2 separate regions of the Homo sapiens genome follow, and region 1 is linked to region 2. The links are chromatin contacts, found by Hi-C or POLR2A ChIA-PET in ENCODE. All regions are on one chromosome and are shown on one strand. The core of a region is the stretch at or near the end of the contact, and the rest is flanking DNA. Distances in the headings are between cores, read along the strand shown. Region 1 holds the start of SLC35E4 (solute carrier family 35 member E4). Region 2 overlaps MORC2 (MORC family CW-type zinc finger 2).

The links. Hi-C counts contacts between places; a loop is a spot of excess contacts on that map. ChIA-PET counts read pairs that join two places held with the same protein, here RNA polymerase II (POLR2A). Pooled maps may share reads with other maps.
Region 1: a loop to region 2 is called in a pooled map, with 2.0 times the contacts of the local background. The contact joins the promoter of SLC35E4 here to the enhancer-like site in region 2. A Hi-C loop is called at or near these places in 1 of 168 maps with a recorded cell type or tissue (naive thymus-derived CD4-positive, alpha-beta T cell) and 6 of 50 pooled maps. POLR2A ChIA-PET finds 5 or more read pairs at or near these places in 8 of 52 experiments (CD4-positive, alpha-beta memory T cell, CD8-positive, alpha-beta T cell, Caco-2 and 5 more).

Annotation. Positions count from the first base shown.
Region 1 is chr22:30,632,844-30,639,938 of GRCh38, forward strand. SLC35E4 (solute carrier family 35 member E4) reads left to right here and starts at 2,938. Exons shown (of 2, transcript NM_001001479.4): 1 at 2,938-4,226. The coding sequence starts at 3,608. RefSeq lists an enhancer at 1,660-2,364 and a silencer at 2,696-3,145.
Region 2 is chr22:30,944,481-30,950,781 of GRCh38, forward strand. MORC2 (MORC family CW-type zinc finger 2) reads right to left here. Exons shown (of 26, transcript NM_001303256.3): 4 at 5,897-5,965; 5 at 5,272-5,362; 6 at 1,861-1,969. Among named protein-coding and RNA genes, the nearest start is that of MORC2, 21 kb to the right of the region's middle. Within about 2 kb of position 3,496, at least 9 of the 41 ENCODE cell types and tissues checked have a DNase peak (open chromatin) inside an H3K27ac peak, as active enhancers do.

The DNA of each region.
Region 1 (7,095 bases), core at 1,688-4,187, 310 kb before region 2:
AAATATTACTGTTGTTGGTTTTTTCTCTCTTATTATTTTTTAATTAAATTTAAAAAAGTTTTGGTCGGGTGCGGTGGCTCACCCCTGTAATGCCAGCACTTTGGGAGGCCAAGGCGGGTGGATCACAAGGTCAGGAGATCGAGACCATCCTGGCTGACACGGTGAAACCCTGTCTCTACTAAAAATACAAAAAATTAGCCGGGCGTGGTGGCGTGAACCTGTAGTCCCAGCTACTCAGGAGGCTGAGGCAGGAGGATAGCATGAACCCAGGAGGCGGAGCTTGTAGTGAGCTGAGATCGTGCCACTGCACTCCAGCCTGGGCGACAGAGCGAGACTCTCTCAAAAAAAAAAAAAAATTTTTTTTTGAGGCAGGGTCTTTGTCACCCAGGCTGGAGTGCAGTGGTGCAATCTTAGCTCACTGCAGCCTCCATCTCCTGGGCTCAAGGGATCCTCCCTCCCAATCCCCTGAGTAGCTGGGACTACAGGCAGACACCACCATGCCAAGCTCATGTTTGTTTGTTTGTTTGTTTGTTTTTGAGATGCAGTCTTGCTCTTTCGTCCAGGCTGGAGTGCAGTAGTGCGATTTCTTCCAGGCTGGAGTGCAGTGGTGTGATTTTGGCTCACTGCAAGCTCTGCCTCCCGGGTTCAAGCGATTCCCCTGCCTCAGCCACCTGAGTAGCTGGGACTACAGGCGCCCACCGCCACACCCAGCTAATTTTTGTATTTTTAGTAGAGACGGGGTTTCACCATGTTGGCCAGGCTGTCTCCAACTCCTGACCTTAAGTGATCCGCCAGCCTCGGCCTCCTAAAGTGCTGGGATTACAGGCGTGAACCTCTTCGGCCAGCCTCCCAGCTTATTTTTGTATTTTCTGTAGACACGAGGCTTTGCCCTGTTGCCCAAGCTGGTCTCCAACTCCTGAGCTCAAGTGATCCTCATGCCTCAGCCTCCCAACGTGCTGGGACTACAGGCATGAGCCACTGTACCCAGACTATTGTTTTTTACTAAAGGAGACTTACTAGAAAACTGACAAAATCCAGGCTGGGCGTGGTGGTTTACGCCTGTAATCTCAGCACTTTGGGAGGCCAGGGTGGGTGGATCACCTGAGGTCAAGAGTTTGAGACCAACCTGACCAACATGGTGAAACCCTGTCTCTACTAAAAATACAAAAATTAGCCGGGTTTGGTGGCGCACGCCTGTAATCCCAGCTACTCGGGAGGCTGAGGTAGGAGAACCACCTGAACCTGGGAGGCAGAGGTTGCAGTGAGCTGAGATCGTGCCATTGCACTCCAGCCTGGGCAACAAGAGCGAAACTCGGTCTTGGAAAACAAACAAACAAAAAAACCTGACAAAATATCAAAGATAATTATAACCCTTAGGGGTCCCAGATTTCTCTTCCTCAGGAAATGGCAAGGGGGTGCGGGAGAGGGGCCATCCGCTTTGGCTGGCTTAGTTTCCTTTCCACAACCCTTTCTGGAGAAACACTAAATGCCACCATTTTTTGGTCCTTGGCCTGGAAATTTCCCTATCTGCACCCCCTGCGCTGTAGCTTAGGCTATTCAGCAGAGATCTGCAGGCTCCAGCGGGCGTCGGACTTACAGAGGCAAATGTGACCATGTAAATTCCCAGGCCCACCCGTGACAGAGAGCCTCTGATTCAGCAGGCCTCCTTTGAGGCTGGGGATTTTAAACCCGCGTCCTGTGATTGGGATGGGGATTGAGGGCTATATTCAGCGCCTGGCCACCAGAGGGCGCAGCGGGCTGGGTTCAGCGGTACCCCTTTGAGATCTTGTGTCTCAAGACAGGTTGCTGTCATCAAGGATTTGCTGGTTAGACAACAGGCAAGGGGTGAGCTGGGTCCTCTTGGGCAGGAGCCTAGTAGGAAGACCGACAACAGGAAAGAGGCTCACATCTGATACTGGGCACATGGCTGGGCCTTGGTCCTCGTGCTCCCGGACTTCAGAGCTCAGAGGGGCCAGGGCCTGGCCTAGCCTGGAATCTGGATGGACCTCTTCTGCCCTGGGGCGCGCCGTTTACCCAATCCTGACCTCAGAGAGCGTCTGTCGTTCTGGTGGGAAAACCGAGACCCAGACAGGAACAAGGGCTCAGTGGCAACCGCTCTGCCTCCCAGCCCAGGGCTCTGTCTTGCCGGGGCTGGGGCACAGGGTGGACCCCAGGAAGTTCTGCTATGAGTCAGCTTCGAGTGCTCAGGGGACCGGACAGAGGCTGCTGGCCGGGGAAGGATGCCGGCCGGCGGTACCTACTTCCGCAGCTGTGGGTATCCCTGCCTGGTGATTCAGCTTCCCTCTGAGGGTCCCCAGGGGGCGCCGCCCTGGACTGGGAGGCTGGGGAGGATGCTGGGGCTACGGAGGGGCGATGGAGGTGCCTTAAGGGACCCCGTAATCCAGCTCTGCTGGATGCTGAGGTCCCACGAGATAATTGTGGCCAGAGATCAGGTGGGCGTAAGACTGGTCCTAGGATGGGGGCTGTGGGCCCCTCCTCACTACCCTGCTTCTTGAAGATAGCCTGGGCGGCTGTGCGGGATACCCCAGTGTCTCCAGCAATGCGCGTTCATCTCCATGGAGGGCTCGCCTTGGCGCTGGGTGGGGAGCGACTTGGTCCCCCCTGGCGGCGAAGAGAGGCTGACCACGCCAGCTCGTGGGGGGGTCTACTGGGCAGATGCGCAGGCCCCGGGCGGAGGAGGGCTGATGGGGGAAATGCCAGGCCGATGGGGGAGGGGCTGTGAGCGGGAGGCGTTGGGGCGGGGCAAGACCGCCCTCCCGGTCCGGGGGCGGGGCTTGGCCTGGGGCGGGGCTTGGCTGGGGTGCTCAGCCCAATTTTCCGTGTAGGGAGCGGGCGGCGGCGGGGGAGGCAGAGGCGGAGGCGGAGTCAAGAGCGCACCGCCGCGCCCGCCGTGCCGGGCCTGAGCTGGAGCCGGGCGTGAGTCGCAGCAGGAGCCGCAGCCGGAGTCACAGCCGCAGCCAGAGCCGCAGCCAAAGCCTCAGAGAGCAGGAGTTGGAGCGCAGGCCCTGCTGGATCCGCGCCTAGCTCGCCGCCAGGCACCGGCCGGAGGACGGGCCGTGGTGTCAGCTCACTGCCCGGGCGCTGTGGGAGGCAGCGAGCCCGCGACCCCCCGGGCCGGGCACCGCCAGGCGCGGAGCCCAGATCGCCCCCCTGCCAGGCCTGGTCACGGCCAGAGCACGCAGGAGTTCCCAGGGTCTGGATCTGCGCGCACCCTAATGACCTGGGGACTGAAGAGAAAAAAGGAACGAGGATTTCATCTAAAAGCATAACGTGGGCACTAGGCGAGGAGGAAAGTGGAGACCACCTGGCACGGGGCAGAGGTGCCTGGAGCCCACGCTTGAGCATCGGAGACCCTGGCATCCTAGCAGCCGCGACCTTGGCTCTGCCCTGTCTGAGCTGGAAACACAGCTTAGCTTCTAGACATCGCTGGCACAGGCCTGGCACAAGTAAGCAGTGTCCTCACCTGTCTGAAACGGGACACGGGGTCGGAGGAACCAGGATCTAGCCTGGCCCCAAGCGGAACTCTCTGGTGGCCCAGAGGTCGTCACTGGGGAGCCCGCCTCCTGCCCTAGCCTCACTGGTGCGGATGTGCCGCTGCCCGCCGGAGCACCATGATGGCAGGATGACCTCAGCCGAAGTAGGAGCAGCAGCTGGTGGTGCTCAGGCGGCTGGGCCCCCCGAGTGGCCCCCTGGCAGCCCTCAGGCCCTCCGGCAGCCTGGCCGGGCCCGAGTGGCCATGGCAGCACTGGTGTGGCTGCTGGCGGGAGCCAGCATGTCAAGCCTCAACAAGTGGATCTTCACAGTGCACGGCTTTGGGCGGCCCCTGCTGCTGTCGGCCCTGCACATGCTGGTGGCAGCCCTGGCATGCCACCGGGGGGCACGGCGCCCCATGCCAGGCGGCACTCGCTGCCGAGTCCTACTGCTCAGTCTCACCTTTGGCACGTCCATGGCCTGCGGCAACGTGGGCCTAAGGGCTGTGCCCCTGGACCTGGCACAACTGGTTACTACCACCACACCTCTGTTCACCCTGGCCCTGTCGGCGCTGCTGCTGGGCCGCCGCCACCACCCACTTCAGTTGGCCGCCATGGGTCCGCTCTGCCTGGGGGCCGCCTGCAGCCTGGCTGGAGAGTTCCGGACACCCCCTACCGGCTGTGGCTTCCTGCTCGCAGCCACCTGCCTCCGCGGACTCAAGTCGGTTCAGCAAAGTAAGTGCCTGGGTGGCCAATTGAGAAGGTGGGGGTCCGGGTGGGTGCATGGCCTGGATGGCCCTGTGAGGGGTATGGCTGTTGTCCCATTTTACAAATGAGGAAACTGAGGTTCATGGCTGTGGAGGAAGCAGAACTGAGGCTCAGAGAGGGCCAACAGTTCAGTGAGTTCCAGGCCCCAGACTCAGGCTCTGGAGGCCCAACTCGTGTTTATTTGTTTATTTACTTATTTAGACAGGGTCTGGCTCTGTCACCCAGGCTGCATTGGTGAGATCTCAGCTCAATACAGCCTCCGCATCCTGGGTTCAAGTGATTCTTCTGCCTCAGCCTCCCAAGTAAGTGGGACTACAGGTGCACACCACCACGCTAAGCTAATTTTTGTATTTTTAGTAGAGACAGCATTTTACCATGTTGGCCAGGCTGATCTTGAACTCCTGACCTCCCAAGGTGCTAGGATTTCAAGCGTGAGCCACCCCACCTGGTCAGCTAATTTTTTTTTTTTATAGACACAGAGTCTTGCTATGTTGCCAAGGTAGGTCTTGAACTCCTGTCCTCAGCGATCTTCCCCCCTCAGCTTCCTGAAGTTCTGGAATTACAAACCAGTATTTAGTGATAGCCAGTGATCTGTGTTTGACTAGCCTTTTATCTCACTGTATTGTTCCCATTTGATAGATGAAGAGGCTTGCCCTGGGCCACGTGGCCAGTGAGCAGCAGAGGCAAGATCTAAACCCAGATAGTCAGACTCCATGCTTCCAAGAGATGTGGCCTGAGGCTTTGGACACAAAGGAAAGCCAGAAAGCATGGGCCAGGGAGAGAAAAGGAGGGTCTGGGATGAGCTGGGATTTGGAAGGTCAGGGGTCAGGTCTAAGTCTGGGGAGGGCTGTTGTTTACTGGGAGCTACAGTGTGACAGGCTTGGTGCTGAGTGTTGACCTTGAGTTGTCATGGCAACCACCAACTTTATCCCCATTTTACAGATGATGGGACTAAGACCCAGAGAAGTTCATGATTTGACAGGCTGGGCATGGTATCTCATGCCTGTAATCCCAGCACTTTGGGAGGCTGAGGTGGGAGGACTCTTGAGACCAGGAGTTCGAGACCACCCTGGCCAACATGGTGAAACCCTGTATCTATTAAAAATACAAAAATTGGGGCCGGGCGCGGTGTCTCATGCCTGTAATTCCAGCACTTTGGGAGGCTGAGGCGGGTGGATCATGAGGTCAGAAGTTCAAGAACAGACTAACCAAGGTGGTGAAACCCCATCTCTACTAAAAATACAAAAAAATTAACCGGGCGCCATGGCAGGTGTCTGTAATCCCAGCTACTCGGGAGGCTGAGGCAGGAGAATAGCTTGAACCCGGGTGGCAGAGGTTGCAGTGAGCCAAGATCGCCCCACTGCACTCCAGCCAAGGCGACAGAGTGAGACTCCATCTCAAAAAAAAAAAAAAAAAAAAAAAAATTGGGCCAGGCGCAGTGGCTCACAGCTGTAATCCCAGCACTTTGGGAGGCCGAGGCAAGTGGATCACCTGAGGTCAGGAGTTCGAGACCAGCCTGGCCAACATGGGGAAACCCTGTCTCTACTGAAAATACAAAAATTAGCTGAGCGTGATGGTGGGCGCCTGTAATCCCAGCTACTCAGGAGGCTGAGGTGAGAGAATCGCTTGAACCTGGGAGGCGGAGGTTGCAGTGAGCTGAGATCACGCTATTGCACTCCAGCCTGGGTAACAAGAGTGAAACTCTGTCTCAAAATTAGCCGGGCCAGGTGGCATGCACCTGTAATCCCAGCTACTGGGGAGGCTGAGGCATAAGAATTCCTTGAACCCGGGAGAAGGAGGTTGCAGTGAGCTGAGATTACACCACTGCACTCCAGCCTGGGCGACAGAATGAGACTCTGTCTCAAGAAAAAGAAAGAAGTTCAGCCCAGCGCAGTGGCTCACACCTGTAATCCCAGCACTTTGGGAGGCTGAGGTGTATTGGGGGAAATTCAGCCAGATATCGGGCGAAATTCACCCCTGATATTTCACGTAGGTTCTTTTCTGTATTACCTAAGTGTCAGCTGGTCTGAGAAATAAAGGGACAGAGTACAAAAGGGAGAAATTTTAAAGCTGGGTGTCCGGGGGAGACATCATATGTCGGCAGGTTCCGTGATGCCCCCTGAGCCATAAAACCAGCAAGTTTTGATTAGTGATTTTCAAAAGGGGAGGGAGTGTACCAATAGGATGTGGGTCACAGAGACCACGTGCTTCACAAGGTAATAGAATATCACAAGGCAAATGGAGGCAGGGCCAGATCACAGGACCATAGGACCGGGGTGAAATTAAAATTGCTAATGAAGTTTCGGGCACGCATTGTCATTGATAACATCTTATCAAGAGACAGGGTTTGAGAGCAGACAACCAGTCTGACCAAAATTTATTAGGCGGGAATTTCCTCGTCCTAATAAGCCTGGGAGCGCTATGGGAGACTGGGGCTTATTTCATCCCTACAGCTTCGACCATAAAAGATGGCCGCCCCCCAGAAGCAGCCATTTTAGAGGCCTACCCTCAGGGACGCATTCTCTTTCTCAAGGATGTCCCTTGCTGAGAAAAAGAATTCAGCAACATTTCTCCCATTTGCTTTTGAAAGAAGAGAAATATGGCTCTGTTCCACCCGGCTCACCGGCAGTCAGAGTTTAAGATTATCTCTCTTGTTCCCTGAACATTGCTGTTATCCTGTTCTTTCAAGGTGCCCAGATTTCATATTGTTCAAACACACATGCTCTACAATTTGTGCAGTTAACGCAATCATCACAGGGTCCTGAGGCGACATACAGCCTCCTCAGCTTACGAAGATGATGGGATTAAGAGATTAAAGATAGGCATAGGAAATCAC
Region 2 (6,301 bases), core at 2,246-4,745:
CCTTTAGATATTGACATGCTCTAGGTCCCAGATCCTCTTCTCACTCTATTCTCTCCATTAGGTGACCTCGTTTGCTACCAAGAATGCTGAAGCCCCCAGACTTCCCCCAAATGCCAGACCCAGACTGCACTTTGCATGTCCAGAAGAAACTTACACTCTTCCCCTCCATACTTCCCCTCTTCATTCTTCCCAATTCCAGAGACCCCACTCCCCAACTGCCACAGCAGAACCTATGAGTCATCCATGACTCCCCTGCTTCGCTTTCGCCTTCTACTAATCAATCAATCACCAAATCTGTGGGTCCCACATCCTAAAGAGATGGAAACTCCATGTATTTCTCTCACCTCCCTTGGGCGAGTACCGCCAAGCTACAGAGCCTGGGCCTCTCAACTGGAACACTCCAACACTCACCCTAACCTTTCCAACCCAATCACCACACAATCGCTACATGGACCTTCTTAAAAGAATCTGATACTGGCACATCCTTGCTTAATAAAGCCCCACACATTCATCAAGGCCCCGAGGTCAAGCCTAACCTGGCCCTCTCTGATCTCCAAAGGCCACCACCTTTCTCCAGGTGGCCCTGCAGCCAAGTCCCCTCCCACAGCCCTCAGGGCCTTAAGCAGGCTGCTTCTACTGACTTCCATACCCTCCTGTCACCATCCTCAGTCCTGTATCAGGAAACATTCCTGAAAACCCCAACCCAGGCTATATTTTCCTATCCTACTTCTCCTAGAAGCCTGCTCTTTCCAGCTGCCACGCTTCTCTCACTCAAGTATGCAGAATGAACTCACATACCACACCAAAAAGGCAGACAAACCCACTGGCTTGCTACGTAATGACGGAAGGCCTACCATTCCCTACCTGAACAAGTTTGCTATGATTAAGGCTCAGATCTAAACAGAACCAGAACAAATTTAATCACAGCTAATCAACACAGATGAATTAAATTGTAAGTCTGAATTCAATTACCTGCTTCTGTGGAAGTTGCGGATTTCTTTCCACAGAACCTCTTAGCCCCCCTTCTTTCAAGCCCTGGCCTCCATGTCTTACATAGGAAAGGAGATAAGAGTCCAGTCTGAGGCTGGGTAGTCCACAGAGCTGCCCTGATCTCCCACAATGAGGGGGCATAGACCTCACCAGAAACAGCTCTGCAGACATCTGAGCCACAAGGAGAATCGGCCAAATGTGTGTTTAGCTTACATAGTCAATTACTAAAATGATTTAAACTCAGAATATTCTGGATTCATTAGTCCTTCCTTCCAGCATAGCAGTAATCACTGGGGCTGTGTAGCAGCCACTCCCAAGACGAGACCCACAGCATCAGCTCTGTTTTCCTGTTCTCCATACACTCACCTGCTTTACTACCTGCCCAGGCTCTCTCTAGGTATCTGAGTCATAGTTTCTGACATAGAGTAACACATTTCTTCAAAAGGAAAATGAGCTCATAGCACATTCCACAAAATCACCACCAAATAGGAAACACCATGATCAGGGAAGCCCAAAATACTCCCCCTGATAAAACAATGTTCCATGGTAACACTCCCCCCAAAATGGAATTCAAGTGGCAGATCTAGAGGAGCTGCAAATCCAACTCTTAATTCCTGCCACTTGACAGTCTCATTCTCGGAAACAGTTGTTCTCTGAAGTGCTCTGAGATTTTGCTTCCTCTCACATTAAAGTTATCTACCTTAACCCCTCAACCAATTCATCCAGCCAGCTAACTGCATAACAATTAGGGGGAATGTGCTCCAATCCTGCAACCCCAAAGAGTCTAGCATTGCAAATAACCTACGAAAACCGCCTGGGCAGACTCAGGAAATGAGGACTGGTGATGCAGACCACGATGATGGGACCTACTTCATCAATGCCTTCTTCCTCATGAAACGTGCGAGACAGGAAGAGGCAGGTCATGGTGTCTTCCTTCTTGGTGAACAGGATAAAATCCTTCCCAATGCGCATTGAGCCCCTGAAAAGGAAACAGAAATGGGTGTTATTCTCCCAGGAGTCAAAAGCTCATCTGCAAAAGAAATCAATCCACTCTGGACATGATTGAAAGTGCCACTGGAGGGCTCTCCTAAAGGCCCCCCCAGGTCCCAGGACTGTGTGCTGAGTTCCACAGCCCTCGTTCCCTCTCCATCCCCCAACACTCCTTCCTCTGCTTTTCCACAGGCCTGTAACTCCTTAGTCTTTACTTACAACGTTCTCAACCACACCATACAGGGTTCTCTCACCACCCTTCTAGGGCGGGCTCACGGCAGACCACCAGCCCCAGGTTAGTCTCACTCCCCCCACAACGCTGAAGAGTAACCCTGCTGTCTTTGAGCTCTTGGTTCATCCCAGACGCATGAGAGGTGCTGTGCCCTCTGACTGTACCACCATCAGACTTTAGTAGCTGGTACCCTCAACACGTCATCTTCCATGCTGACCACCCCCAGTTCCCACCGTGTCCTTCCTCAGCTGACACAAACTCCCCTCCATTGACGAAACGGCAGCAGCACTGTTAAGTGAAAAGCCCAGTGCCTATACTCACAAGCCCGAGAAAACATCAGTATGAACCCAAGGCGCAGTAATACAGAGGGGCTAATAAAATATAATTCTTGACCACAGGATTCAAGGATGCCTGTAATTAGCTCATGTCCAATAACTGGAGCTATCTCCTGTCCCAGAAGTGTTTTGCCACCTCAAGCTCATTATGACACAGGCAGCTCCCTGCTTTTGGATGCAACTGGTTTCTGGGAACTGTGCCTTGAGGCTGATTTCCAAAAGGCAAAAGTCTGAATGGATTCAACTGCTTCCTTCCTCTGTTTGGCCACATTAAGCTGGCTAAGAAGCAGGCAGGGACAGGCCTTTCCAGGCAACGCAGGGCAGGGCAGAAGTGTGAAGCACCAGCAGGGGGACCGCCCTCTGAACAATGGGGCTGTTCAGCTCCTTTCTTCCAGCAGCTTCTGGAGCTTTATGGCTATTATCTCATTAGTCTTTATAACACCCCAGGGAGATGATGGAGGTGGAAAGCCTCATTACTCTCTTCTGTGTACCAATACAAACCAGACTGGCATGCCAAGCACACAAATGAATGTCATGCCCCATTTCCCCAAACACTCAGGAAAACTCCCAGGACACTATTCAAAGATACCCTGGGGGCTGCCAAGTCCTCGTTCTCCTCCTCCAGTACCCAAAGTGCTGGCAATGCTCCTTGCCCTGAAAATTTCACACACCACCTCCTCCTCCTTCCCTAAAGCGTATGGGGAGCAAGTAAGGCACGTTATCTTGCCTTCTGTCAAAGCATGCCCTTGCCCTAATTTGGCAAAAACTCTCACTTTGTGCCTCTATCTTCCTTCTGTCTTTGATTCTGACTTTAGCCTTTGAATAGCAAAAGCCCCAAATATCACTTCTCTAACTGGCTTCCTTGCTTCTCAGCCCTATTCTCCCCACAAATCACCTTCTCCTGAAACTTATTCAACTTCTGAATTGGTTTCAAGATGATTTTACTGTCTACTCTGAACACTAGATGGCTCCATCTCAATGGGACCTTCACAAAAGTCTTCCACTGAAATACGCTAATAACACTCTCAACTTCTATACGCTTTCCTTCCCAGTCTGCTAACCACTTTCAGAGTCACATTTCATTTGCTTCTGAACCTCACTCTATAAATGTCAGAGATTAGAACCCCATTTTCTAGAGTAAGAAACAGACATTCAGGGAGGTGAAATGGCTTGCCTGAGGCCATTAAGAAACAGACATTCAGAGAGGTGAAATGGCTTGCCTGAGGCCACAGAACTGACAGAACCAGGTAGGAGGAGGCTGATCTACAATCTAGATGAAAAGTCAGGGCTTCCCCTGATTCTAGGAGACTTCAGTTTTGGGGGATTTAGATAACCTGCATTAGAATCATATGATTACAGGTGATTCATTTCATCTGTGAAAAACACATTCCTAGCCCCTACCCAGATCCACTGAATCAGGCCAGCAATCTGCCATGGAAACATCAAAGGAGGAGAAATAAAGGCAGAAACCAGGCTCTCACAGCAATGATAGCATGTAATTCTTAACCTACTTGGTATGCATTATCATCTCAATTTACAAAGGAGGAAGCTGAGGCTTAGAGACGTAGTAGCGGAAGTGAGATTTGAACCTTAGCTTGTCATTTAAGTGAAATGCACAGCAGCTCCATTTTGCAGTCAGAAAGACCTGGTTCCTACCCTAGCGCTCTACACATAGGCATTTTTAATGCCTTTGGGAAAGTAACTTCACCCTTATAAACCTCAATTTCTTCATCTGAAAATAATAGTACCTACAACCTCACAGGGCTATCATGAGGATTAAATGAGATTATTCGTGTGCCTGGCACATGGTAAGTGTCTGTTATTACCATTTGGTTCCTGCCCTGAAAGACAAATCACAAAGTCCGGATACCAGGTCCTGATTTCTTCGGAAGTACTCTCTTTCTTCTCCATACACCCAAAGCACAACTGCACACAAGGCCCAACTGATGCTGCTGACTGATCAAACCACCACCCTCCCTCAAACAAAACAACACATTTCCACGACAAGACTGGAAACGTGACTCACAATTCCATTTGCACAAACTCCAATTCCACTAAATCTTATTCCATCCAAAGGTATGTACAGCTGGAAGTGAGCATTTCAGAAATAGAAACCTTTCTCTTGGGGCTTCACTCAAAACCAGAACAACACATTCCAAACACTAACCAACTGGGAACTAAGGCTAAGAAAAAGTCCCATGGGATTTGAAGACATTAGGTAGGTCCCTGCTATAAGGGCCTTGCAGTACATTCAGCATCCTCTGGGACGGAGGGCTCACATCTCTCTTCCTTACCCTGGATCCCCAGTGCCTGGCACAAAGCATGACATGCAGCAGGTGCTCAGGGAACACTGCTGCACAGTAAGGTGACCCCTTCATCATCTCAGATACATCCCAACACCACAAGAGAATCACTCACATCCTTGACTACAGGGTAAAAATAAGAATTTTCAACAGGAGAGGTGCAGTTCTAGAGCACTGTGCCAAGAGAAACGTACAGCCTCTCCTGCCCTGTTTTTGGATGTTCATACTTTTCAATCTGTGGAGTAAATTCAGCTGGGAACAGCTGGTAAGCTACTCCAGAAACCACCACTTTCTGACTTCTTCCAGTTCCAGAATTATAGTCAATAGAGGGACAAGGAGAAGGAAAGTTTTCATCCAAGAGAAGCAGGACAGCATTGCTGGATTTTGTTTGAGCCCTGTGACAAGCTTCTAATATACCTACGATTTTAACCCATTCCCGTACTGCCCAATCTGAGTAGACTCAGGTGTTCGCTTGGCCGACTTCCCAAACTGGATCACACTGGCAGCATCACCTGAAAGGGCAGACACAAGAGAAAGTGAAAAGTTTGCATTTCTTTCCCAGGGTCCTCAAAGTCAAAGGTCTGAGCCTTGTTAAATCCAAGCAGGGGTGTGTATCTGCTGAAAACCTCTCTCCAAGGAAATTCACCACCATGAAGCACATGGAGGCACAGCTTTGCCTGGCCTGTTGGTACCTCTATCACTGTGACCTATGTTCTATTCCCAGAATGTGGTAAGACAGCTAGCAGAGGCATCTGTAGGTCCAGCTCGAGAATGTTGTGCAAGCTGATAAATACAACGCCAAGAGACAGGTAATCTGATTGACTTAAGATTGCCTTTCAGATCCTATCTCCCATGTTAGGACAAGACCTGGCAAATACATTAGTAGAATTAAGCCTGAGATGTTGCAACAGACTTCTTACTCCCCAGGTGGATCTTCTAGACATAACATTGGAGGCAACAGAAAAACAAGTTCACACAATAAGTATTTTGTAAAAATGGTTACATCGCACCCCCCCACCCCCCAAAACAATAATCTCATCACTTACTTGGATCCATTCCTGCTCCATCATCCAAAAAGCAAAGCATAAATCCTCCTCGAAGGTCCTCTCGTCTTTCTGTAAAAGAAGCAGCTGCCATTACTGGGCCGTTACCCACCACAGGGTGGCAACATGCCTATGATCAGAAGGCAGATCAATGTGAAGCTTGGTCCAAAAAGGTCAGGTCAAGCCTAAACTTTCTACGCTGGTGTGAATTAAACTTCAGGGTCCTTGAGGTTGCAAATTCCCATCCAAGGTTCTCCAATGTTTTCTAGATCATGACAAAGCTTGGGAGAACCTTTGAAGGCAGGAATATCTGGTCCAGCATCTAATCATACCCACTACCACTGAATATGCACATACCTCACACATATCTCAATCATCCTATCCTTCTGCTCACTCCACCTGGATTAC